2 separate regions of the Homo sapiens genome follow, and region 2 is linked to region 1. A link is an interaction called in ENCODE POLR2A ChIA-PET data of the cell type or tissue named here. Cell type or tissue: GM12878. All regions are shown on one strand. Links, peaks and the distances in the headings refer to the core of each region. The heading gives the core; the rest is flanking DNA.

What was found. ChIA-PET counts read pairs that join two places held together with the same protein. Peaks named below come from ENCODE experiments on the same cell type or tissue, not always from the same donor. Only the 100,000 strongest peaks of a DNase experiment are listed, where the experiment ranks them.
Region 2: POLR2A ChIA-PET joins it to region 1 with 10 read pairs; 24 of 35 experiments call an interaction of 5 or more read pairs at or near these places.

What each region holds. Positions count from the first base shown.
Region 1 is chr2:196,176,704-196,182,089 of GRCh38, forward strand. No RefSeq gene overlaps it. Among named protein-coding and RNA genes, the nearest start is that of STK17B, 7.8 kb to the left of the region's middle. In GM12878, for the core only: no CTCF peak of the experiment used is centred there; no DNase peak of the experiment used is centred there; H3K4me3 peaks cover 654 bases; H3K27ac peaks cover 1,840 bases.
Region 2 is chr2:196,250,134-196,255,519 of GRCh38, forward strand. It overlaps HECW2 (HECT, C2 and WW domain containing E3 ubiquitin protein ligase 2), which reads right to left. Exons shown (of 29, transcript NM_001348768.2): 19 at 3,787-3,896. Among named protein-coding and RNA genes, the nearest start is that of HECW2-AS1, 7.2 kb to the right of the region's middle. In GM12878, for the core only: no CTCF peak of the experiment used is centred there; no DNase peak of the experiment used is centred there.

The sequences.
Region 1 (5,386 bases), core at 244-5,243:
TTCTGTTCCTACAAGCTATTATTATTTACCAGTGCTTTGCCAGCTCCCCATGTGCACTACTGCGCCCTGTGACTAGCAAGATGCTCAAGACATTGTGGGTTCTATATAAATATTTGTCAAATGGCTTTATAAGATACTTTCGATTTTCCTCACATCTTATGGTTGATGCTAGTAGGGATCATTGGGAGAAAAATGTCATTGGAAAGGAAAGGGGAGAGGGAGGTGACTGCTTTTCCTTTCAGTATCTATCTGGTGGAGACACCCAAGTTCGGAATGAAGCTCTAAGGGTCAACAAATGGTGGAGTCCAGGGGGCCGTGTGAGATAAAGAAATTAGTCACTAGTGTTTAAAGGAAGTAGATATCAAGTGGTGCAAAGAAATAAATACAGGGTATAAATATAGGGTGCTGTCTATTTGATTTGAGTAGATAACGCCTACTAGCTCTCCCTAATAAATCTCTTCCTTTTTCACTTTGCTAAGAAACTTCCTCTGCCAACTGCATATACCATGAATGACAACCTGCTATCACATTCTCCAGGGTACATGGCAGGTACCCTTCCAGAAACCCTTCACGTAGTGAGTCTTCTTACAGCAGGCAGTAGCAGATATAGATAAGGCAGAGCCAACTTTTAATCCCCAGCAACTCCCTCATTAGGAGTGATCTTTGTGTCAACTGGTGTAAGGTGATAGCATGAACATTGAGAAGGCCAATCTACTCTGAAAGTTGAGCCATTTTGTGGCATAAAAGCATTAGTAATGTGGGAAATGGTACTATTCCTGATTATCACAGCATTCCTGACATTGAGAATATTCAAAGATTCTTGAATCTTTTTAGTAGTTGGCCTTTCCTTTAGATTTATAGAGCAGCATTTCATGGCTTCACTTTTACCGAAGAATCAGTAAGTTCAGAGCTGTTCAGAAACCTTTAAAAGGTCACAGATTATGAGAGAATGGTTCTGTAATTTACCAGCTGTGAGATCTTGACCAGGTTAGAAAATCTCTGTGCCTCTATTTTTCATCTGTAAAATGGAGATAATATACTTGCCTCATAGTGTACATGGCAACAACAGTTCATAAATAATGAAACTGGCACTGTTCTAAATGTGTTGCTTATGTTAATTCATCTAATGCTCACATCCTCCTATGAGTTACAGTGCTATATTTTCCTCCTTTAAAGATAAGAAAACTAGCCAGGCACGGTGGCTCACACCTGTAATCCCAGCACTTTGGGAGGCCAAGGCAGGTAGATCATGAGGTCAGGAGATTGAGACCATTCTGGCTAACATGGTGAAACCCCATCTCTACTAAAATTACAAAAAAAAAAAAAAATTAGCTGGGCGTGGTGGTGGCTTCTGTAGTCCCAGCTACTCGGGAGGCTGAGCCAGGAGAATGGCGTGAACCGGGGAGGCAGAGCTTGCAGTGAGCCGAGATCACACCACTGCACTCCAGCCTGGGCAACAGAGTGAGACTCTATCTCAAAAAAAAAAAACAAAAACCAGAAAACTAAGGGACGTGGAAGTTATATACTTGCTCGCAGTCATTCAAGTCCATCCTCTACTACACAGACTTTTTTTTTTTTTTTTTGAGACAGGTTCTCACTCTGTCAACGAGGCTGGAGTGCAGTGGCACAATCTCAGCTCACTGCAACCCCTGCCCCCCAGGCTCAAGTGATTCTCGTGCCTCAGCCTCCTGAGTAGCTGGGACTACAGGCGTGCATTCCACACCCAGTTTTTGTTTTTTTTTTTTTTTTTTAGTAGTGACAGGGTTTCGCCATTTGCCCAGGCTGATCTCAAACTCCTGAGCTCAGGCAACCCCCCTTCCCCCAGCCTCCCAAAGTGTCAGGATTACAGGCGTGAGCCACCACACTCAGCCTACACAGACTTTTACTGTGTGGATATTTAATAACTAGCTACTAACAAAAGAGCACACCTTCTTGGGTGTTTTATTCATCTAGTTCCTGGAGTCCTTGTTCTTTTCAGCCTTTTGTTTCTTCTCATATCTACCATTCCAAAATTGCTTTATTGTTAAAATAACTTTTCAAGTATATAAAAAATGCAAAGGGAGAGGGCTCAGAGTTAGAGACATCTGGTCGAAACTCCTGTTTAGCTTAATATAGATACAGATGTTTACATATAGAAATATTTATAGGTTATGTGTATATACATGGGTTGACATACACATGTATAGCTCCTTGCTCTGTTAGCTGAGGGTGCCTAAAAAGTAATGACACCTCAGAAACAACAGCATGCTTAGCACTGAGGTCTTAGTCTCTAATATCATTCTCCAAGAAAAGGAATCAAAGCTCCTTGGAGAAATGGCTGCTTCTGTGACTGAGGATGGAAATATACAGATGGGCCTGAAGTATCTTGTAGTCCAGAAAGAAGGAAGTGCAAGCGAACACCACCATGCAATTATGGGGGCATTCAAAGAGAAGGGAACCAGGAGCCAACTACAAGAGCTCACAATGGCCAAAGCTAGGACAATTTGAGCAACACAAGAAATAAAGCAGTAGTAGACTATAACCCAAAGTATAAAATAAATGTCTATGAATTCATACTGACATAAATAAATGGTTGAAAGAATAGACAAATCTTCCATACAGAAGAAATATGAGCAATTTATGCAGATACTCCACCCTCAAGTCGGTGGAGCATAACTCCCCACTCCTTAAGTGTGGGCTGCCCATAGTGACTTTCTTCCAAAGACTGAAATATAGGAAGAGATGGGGAGAAAGCACCTTTAGGGTGGAGAAACCTGACGAAACCTACCTCAAGCCAGATGATCAAGGTTAAGGTCAGTAGTCATAAGTCATAAGTCATGATGTTATGTATCCTTAATATAACATGATAAGTATGATACTTTGCCTGTGTAGTCTTCCTCCCAAAAACCCACAATCCCAGTGCAACCATCAGAAAATCATTAGGCAAATCCCAGTTGAGGAACATTCTATAAAATACCTGACCTATACTCCTCAAAACTGTCAAGGCCATCCAAAACAAGGGAAGTCTGAGAAATAATTACAGCCAAGAGAGACCTGAGGAGATGTGACGACTAAGTGTAGTGTGGTATGCTGGGTGGGAACCTGGAATAGAAAAATGATGCTAGGCAAAAACTAAGGAAATCTTTATTTAATAATAATGTATTAATATTGGTTTATCAGTTGTGACAAATGCACCCTTGCTAATGTAAGATCCTATAATAAAAAGGGAAATTGGTTGGGTATGAATCTAAAACTGCTCTAAAATAAAAGGCTTTGTTTAGAAAAATGAATGAGTCTGCCATTGCTTTAAATATTCAAATTTAGAGAATGTAGAACTAATAAAATAATCAAAATATAGCCCTTCTATTATTTTTGCAGTCTATTAAAAACACCATTGTACCAGTAATTTGATGCAGGTTCAATCCAATATCAACCTCCAATCAAAATTTCCAAGTCAGATAAAAGTATATGTAATAGGAATCCAGAAAGAGATCCAGAAAATTGTGTTTCAATATTATGTATATCATCTGATTTTAATCACAAAGTGAATCTTTCATCTAGCATGTTGCCTGCCTCTCCTTTAATTTCTAATATGGTAAGTATTGAGCATACTAACCATGTCCTATGGACTATACTTACTAGATTACCATATTTACCATTACTTATCTACGTAGATATAACCTGCATCAACCAAAACTCTTTGAGGTCCTGAGTAATATTTGAGTGTAGAAGTTTGAGAACCAAACAGCTTGAGAACCACTATTCTCATCATAGTGACCGATTTCAAGTCTTTCAAGACTGGGACATTTGTTACTCTATGGCCACCCTGTATCTTAACCCCATCAGTGTTTAGAGAATTCCTCACCTTTTGAGTCCATGACAGTGAAAGTGACAAATATACTCCTTGTAGCTTGGGAGGAACAATTACCTTAGGTTCTATCAACCAATCACACATATGCACTTGAACCTTTGAATCTGGAGCTAGTAAGTCTGGGCCATGAAGAATGCTGAGACGGAAGGAGCAATCAGGCCCTGGAAGCAGCAGGTCTAGTGGCATCTCCAGTGTCCACGGCACAAGCTGCAGTGTAGAATCCTGAGTTTGGGCAATAGTGTCGTCATCTTCCCCTGAACAATCCACAGACATGACTTTGGATGTTTTTCCTAGTTATCTTGTCCTAACTTTGGTTCTCCAGCCTGGATCTCCTTTCTATGAACTACTCAATATCCTTTAAATACATTGTTTTTCAGCTTCAGATATCCAGAGATGTTTAGTTGCTTGCAATTAAGAACTCTGACTGGTCCTATGAAAAACTGATTTCTTAGTTAGCTTCTGTGGTTATATATTTTGACCACTTTTATATTAATCAGCCTTTCTGAAATTCTACAAATAAACCATGGTTAACCAAAATAAAAAGAAAGCAAAATAAATGTACCCTTTGTTTTATCTGCCATAGAAAACGAACAACAGCCAGGCACGGTGGCTCATGCCTGTAATCCCAGCATTTTGGGAGGCTGAGGCAGGAGGATCACTTGAGGCCAGGAGTTTGAGACCAGCCTGGGCAACATGGTGAAACTGTCTCTACAAAAATAAATAAATAAATAAATAAATAAATAAATTAGGCAGGCATGGTGGCATGCGCCTGTAGTCCTAGCTACTCAGGAGGCTGAAGAAGGGGGACTGCTTGAGCTCTGGAGTTCAAAGTTGCAGTGAGCTATAATTGTGCCGTTGCACTCCAGCCTGGGCAACCCTGTTTAAAAAAAAAAAAAAAAAGAAAAAAAGAAAACAAACAACAACACAAATAAGTTAAAACATCTAGCTTTTTGAAAGATGAAAAAAAATGTTGGCCTTCTACTCTGGCTATACATTTTTACTTAGACTTTGGAATTGTGATCCAACTTTCAACAAGCAGAGTGTAAGATTTTCATTGTATTACTTCCCAGCTGTGCAATTTCTATAAAATGGGCAAGAGGCTCTGAAGAGAATGCCTGGTGACGCCATGCCATGTGCTTAGTTCATTATAAATCATTTCAAGTACCTCCAGCCTCGCTGAGCCAGTCAAAACAGAAATCTTCTAACGCATTTGAGAGAATCTTGTTTTATAGAGTGCTTAAGAGAGGCATGAAAAGCATACTAGATTTCAAATGTACCAAATTATCCAGAAAGGATTTTGGAACTGGTTCCTATTAGGTTACTTTTCATTATTATTTAATACGACATATAAAATATAACGCTTTTCTGTTTGAGCTGCTAGTGCCTGGAATGGTTCTGCCTTCTACAATTTCGCAAGCAAATTTTAACGCATTTCTATTCTAGTCTAGTTACTACCTTATTGCTAGACATCAAAAGTGAAAAGTGTGCAGGTCAGTTGGGCCCTTCAGATCTTTCCATTTCATGCTAACTCGAATT
Region 2 (5,386 bases), core at 205-5,204, 73 kb after region 1:
AAAAGGCCTGGAAAAGGACAGCCTTGACTGGCACGAGCAACAATCCACATGGCTTCATGTCTTTAACCATAAAACACAGGTAAAGGGATGGTCCACTTTAAACCCCAGCATAGGCTCTTACTAAGATAAAGTCCACTCTGCATGATTAAATATCTAAGCAGACAGCTCTGCAAATCAGGGTTCGTATGTTCCAGTTGTTAATGGTTCAAATGTGAACAAACTACTTCTCAGAATCAAATTTCCAGAAAGAAAGAAAGAAAAAGCGACACATTAACCTTTATTGGCTACTTGTTATGTTCCAAGCACCAAGCAAAGTGTTCTCCAAAAATAATCGTGAGAGGTGAGGTAATTATTGTTATCTCTATTTTATAGAAAAAGAGATTCAGGCTCAGGGAAGGAGGTACCCTGCCTAAAGTCAGACAGTTGCTAAAAGAATGAAATTCCCAGTTGGGAATTTCATGAAGTTTTCCCCTAAACCTTTAAACTTACCTGTAGTGTCATACACTTCTTTCAGCCTGTGTCATCAAAATAGGTGTCCCTATTTTGTTCCAAAGTTGGCCTGTGTTTCTTCCTTCAGTGTCGTGCTGCCCATGAGCCTGCCTTATTCCACAAACCACTTTCCTTCCACTCACGTCCTGTGTCCTCTGCACATGTATGCTCAACTTCCCATCCTAAAATTCCTTCCCTCTCTCTTCTCCTAACTACTGTTCTATTTTGCTTTCTTTTTACCTCCAGATTTCGTGAAAAGAGCATTTGACTTCTGCTTCAGATCCTGTATCATTCTGTCACCAATCATGATCCGGTTTATAACCTATTACTTCACAGAACCTGCTTTGGCAAAGACCATTGATAATGTCATGATTTTCAAATCTAAATGAGGCCTCTTTTCAGATCTCATCCTTCTTGATGCCCTATCCCCCTTTTGAGACAGGGTCTCACTCTGTTGCCCAGGCTGGAGTGCAGTGGCATGATCATGGCTCCCTGCAGGCTTGACCTTCTGAGCCCAAGTAACCCTCCCACCTCAGCCCCCGTGAGTAGCTGGGACTTCCTGAGCCCTTTGAGCATGTGGCTCTATTGACCACTCCTCTGTGAAACCCGGCTCCCCTGAAAAGACTTTCCTAACTCTATTCAAAATCTGTTGGCTCTCTTTCTTTCACTTGCTTCTCTGTCTCAGCTCATCCCTTAAATATTGAGGTTTCTCATGACATCATCCTCTATTTCCTCTCCTTTTCAATGACTTTCTCCCCAGTTGCTTTAGTCTATACTCTAGGTTCCAGTTGCCACCAGTACACTGAACTCCTTGCTTTCAACCTCTCCTGTGCGCCATGGCTGCCATTTCCAGCTGTCTTTGGGAATCTCCCATTGATGGCCCAAAGATTTCTCAATAAAACTTGTCCAACACCAAACTCACTCAATCTTCCAATTTGAGTCTAACCATTTCCCATTCTTGGCAGAGGGTGCTACCATCTGCCTGGTAGCCTAGGTAGTGAGGGCCTTTGAATCTTCCTTGACTCTTCCCTACCTCTACTCAAAGTCCTGATGTCTCTGCATCCTACATATCCCTTCAATTTGTTCCCTGGTCCCCATCTCCACTGCCTAGTCCAGTCTTTCATCATGTTACTCTGGCTAATGCAATGGCCTCTCTGAGAAACTGTCTCTAGTCTCTCATTTTCTAATTTATCCTCCCAATTGCCACCAGACTGATCTTTGAAAAGCAGGATATTATTGGTATTCCTCTGCTTATACATTTTCAGTGGCTTCACATGGACAATAGAATAGGGCTGGCTGGGCGTGGCAACTCACACCTGTAATACCAGCACTTTGGGAGGCCGAGGCAGGCAGATCATTTGAAGTTAGGAGTTTGAGACCAGCCTGGCCAACATGATGAAACCCAGTCTCTACTAAAAATACAAAAATTTGCTGGGCATGGTGGCATGTATCTGTTATCCTAGCTACTGGGGAGGCTGAGGCAGGAGAATTACTTGAACCTGGGAGATCACGCCACTGCACTCCAGCCTGGGCGAAGAAGTGTGACTCCGATTCAAAATAATAATAATAATAATAATAATAATAATAATAATAAGGCTTCAATGACCAACCAGCCCTAGCCTACCTTTCCAACCTGAGCTTTGAGAACTTCCCTTCCCTTGTATCTATTAACTTACTTGTATCTATTTCCTACACTACTTTCATGCTTCTGTGGCTTAGCTTATGCTACCTGATATGGTTTTTTTGGATGTTTGTTCCCTCTAAATCTCATGTTTAAATATAATCCCCAGTGTCAGAGGTAGGGCCTTGTGGGGGGTGTTTGGATCATAAGTGCAGATCCCTCATGAATGGTTTCGCACCACTCCCTTGGTGATGAGTGACCTCACAGGAGATCTGATTGTTTAAAGGTGTGTGGTACCTCCCCCCTGCTCTCTCTGGCTCCCACTCTCACCATGTGACATGCTGGCTCTCCATCACCTTCTGACATGAGTAGAAGTTTCCTGAGGCCCTCAACAGAAGCCAAGCAAATGCTGGTACCATGATTGTACAGTCTGCAAAACCATAAGCCAGTGAAACCTTTCTTTATAAATTACCCAGCCTCAGGTTTTCTTTATAGTTACACAAGAATGGCCTAACACATCACTCCCTTCACTAGAATGTCCTTCTTTCTTTGGTCCACCTGGTAAACTCCTATTCATCATTCTTCAAGGTTCCACTTCATATTTCCCCAAATACCCCATCCCCAGCCCTGAAAGAATAATTGTTCCCACAGCTGTGTTCTCATACATTTCTTCATTACAGAACTAACTACAGAGCTTCACAGAGTTATTTGTTGACTCACTGCCACACCATGAATTCTTCAAAGGAAGAAACTGTATTATTCATCTCTGTAGTCCTAGAGTCTAATTCAGTGCTTGGATCATAGTTGGATGCTCCATAAATCTGTGTTAAATGAACATATTAATACATCTTTTCCTGTTTGCAGTATCCAATTAGGCTGCATCTTCATTATCATTGCAGTATGTGAAAACACATGTTATATACCAAAGAACATACAGCAGCTTAGTGACACATATGGAGTTTGCACTTCTACTGAAATCATTTTCAGTTCTGACAGCTGTTAAAGTGTGAACAATGCACTGCCTATAATAAGGACCTATATACATCTGCTATTCTGTCAACATCATGACTGCCTTCATTTTCAAAGCTCATTTGCCAAGCTGCATTTCCTACCATTTGCTCATCCACCCATTCATCCACCCACTCACTCTTTCATTCAGGCCTATCTCTTTCAAAAAGAGATTGAATGTACACATTTCAGGTTACCTATCAACATCTTCTATCTGCCAATCCATTTCTGTTCTATCTAATGCAATTAATGAATTGCAGGAATGTCCAAGTCCATTAAACTGAACAATTTCAATTCCATATTATTTCTTGAGAGTAGAGACTTTATCTTCATTGTATATCAAAAAAGTTCTCTTCACTAGAACTTTCTAAAGTCAAAAAGCAACCTAATATTTTGTGTCCTGATATTGTATGATATAACATCATGAAAAGTAAATTCTATATCTGAGTATGTCATACCACTAATCCTCCTATTCATTATGTTTGTCAAAATGAATCCTCATGGAAATAAGCCACTCTTACGAGACAGGAAATGCACACGTGTATCTGTGCTAACACCAAAGATGTACCTGAAGTGTTCCCTTACTGTTCTGTCTTTAGGGAGGATAGAACATCTGGCTTGAAGGTTCACTCCTCAGAGAATTCACTGTGAGCAGCAGGTGGACTCACCTGGCGAGTTCTGAGGAGATGACACGGGAGAGCCACGTGGGGACTGACAGTAGCTGGGGTGGAGTAAGGCATGTGGAGGCACATACGACATTATCTCTTCTTCAAATAAGCTGGGGAAAGACAAGAAACAAAACGGGCACTTCAGCCAAAGTAGTGGGGAAAAGCCTAAATCCCAAAGGAGTAGAATATTCCATCCAAGATCCGGTTTATATCCCAAAGAGAGCATCCGCCCCCTTTCTCTTGCAGGTAATTCTTGGTACAAAATGGCTGGCTGTGGTGCTTTTTGTGAACCCTGTGGCTATTTCCCTGTTTTCCTACCAACTTTGGACAACGTGACTTTATTTTACTATTTCAACATATGAGTTTGAGTGTACATGTTTGTTTGAAAATCATACCTGGGTTTTCAGATTTGGAAACAGGATTCCAACACAAAATAGAAAATGTTTATTGAGAACCCATCATAAATATACAAAGTATGTTCTATATCCTCATTCCAAGAAATAAACAATAGGGTCTCAGCCTTCGAAGGGCTTAGGATTTAATTTGATAATTAAAAGCAAAATAAAACAAAACACCTCTTAAATAACTACAATCACAAAATAATTAGCTCCCTTGTTTACCCTGGCTACTATTTTTCACATGTGAGGATTTGGATCTTAGACCATTTAATGTCTTCTTTCTTCTCCATACTGAAATGTCTGTTTCTGATATTCTCCTAAAAGAGAGTAACCAGAGACCTGAGCTCTTTTCAGCTGTACAAGACAGTGTCAGTTTGTACTCCAATAAGACTGTAGAAACTGCAATGCCACTAAGCCCAGACAATATGAGAGTTCTTATGTATCATTAGGTATTCAGACTTTTGGACTCTTACAAATCTAATACTGTGAAATGGTATCTCATTATTTGAAACTACACTTACATTACTAGCATCTTTCCATGGGTTTATTGGCTATTCATACTTCCATTTCTATGCCTTTTCATAACCTTTATCCATTTTTCTATTGGGTTCTCTTCTTTTAAAGGCCTTCTTTATGTATCCACAATCTGGTTTCCTTTTTTTTTTTTTTTTTCTGAGACAGAGTCTAGCTCTGTTGCATGGCTGGAGCGCAGTGGCACAATGTTGGCTCACTGCAACCTCTGCTTCCTGGGTTCAAGTGATTCTCCTGCCTCAGCCTCTTGAGTAGCTGGGACTACAGGTGCGAGTCACCACGTTCAGCTAATTTTTCTATTTTTTTTTTTTTTTTTTTTTTTAGTAGAGATGGGGTTTCACCATGTTGGCCAGGTTGGTCTCGATCTCCTGACCTCATCATGATCCGCCTGCCTCGGCATCCCAAAGTGCTGGGATTACAGGCGTGAGCCACTGCGCCTGGCTGATCTCTTTGTTTTACATGTTGTAAATCTATTCTTCCAGTTGATTATCTTTCTTTATGCCTTTATATGTGGTATCTTTCATTATATCCATTTAAAAATATTTATGTAGCCAAATTTATCAATCATTTCTTGTATGAGCTCTGATAGAGGTATATTTTTTACATGAATTGAGTTAGTGAAAAGATACATGAAACACAAAAATCAATAACAAATTAAACAAGGTCATTTA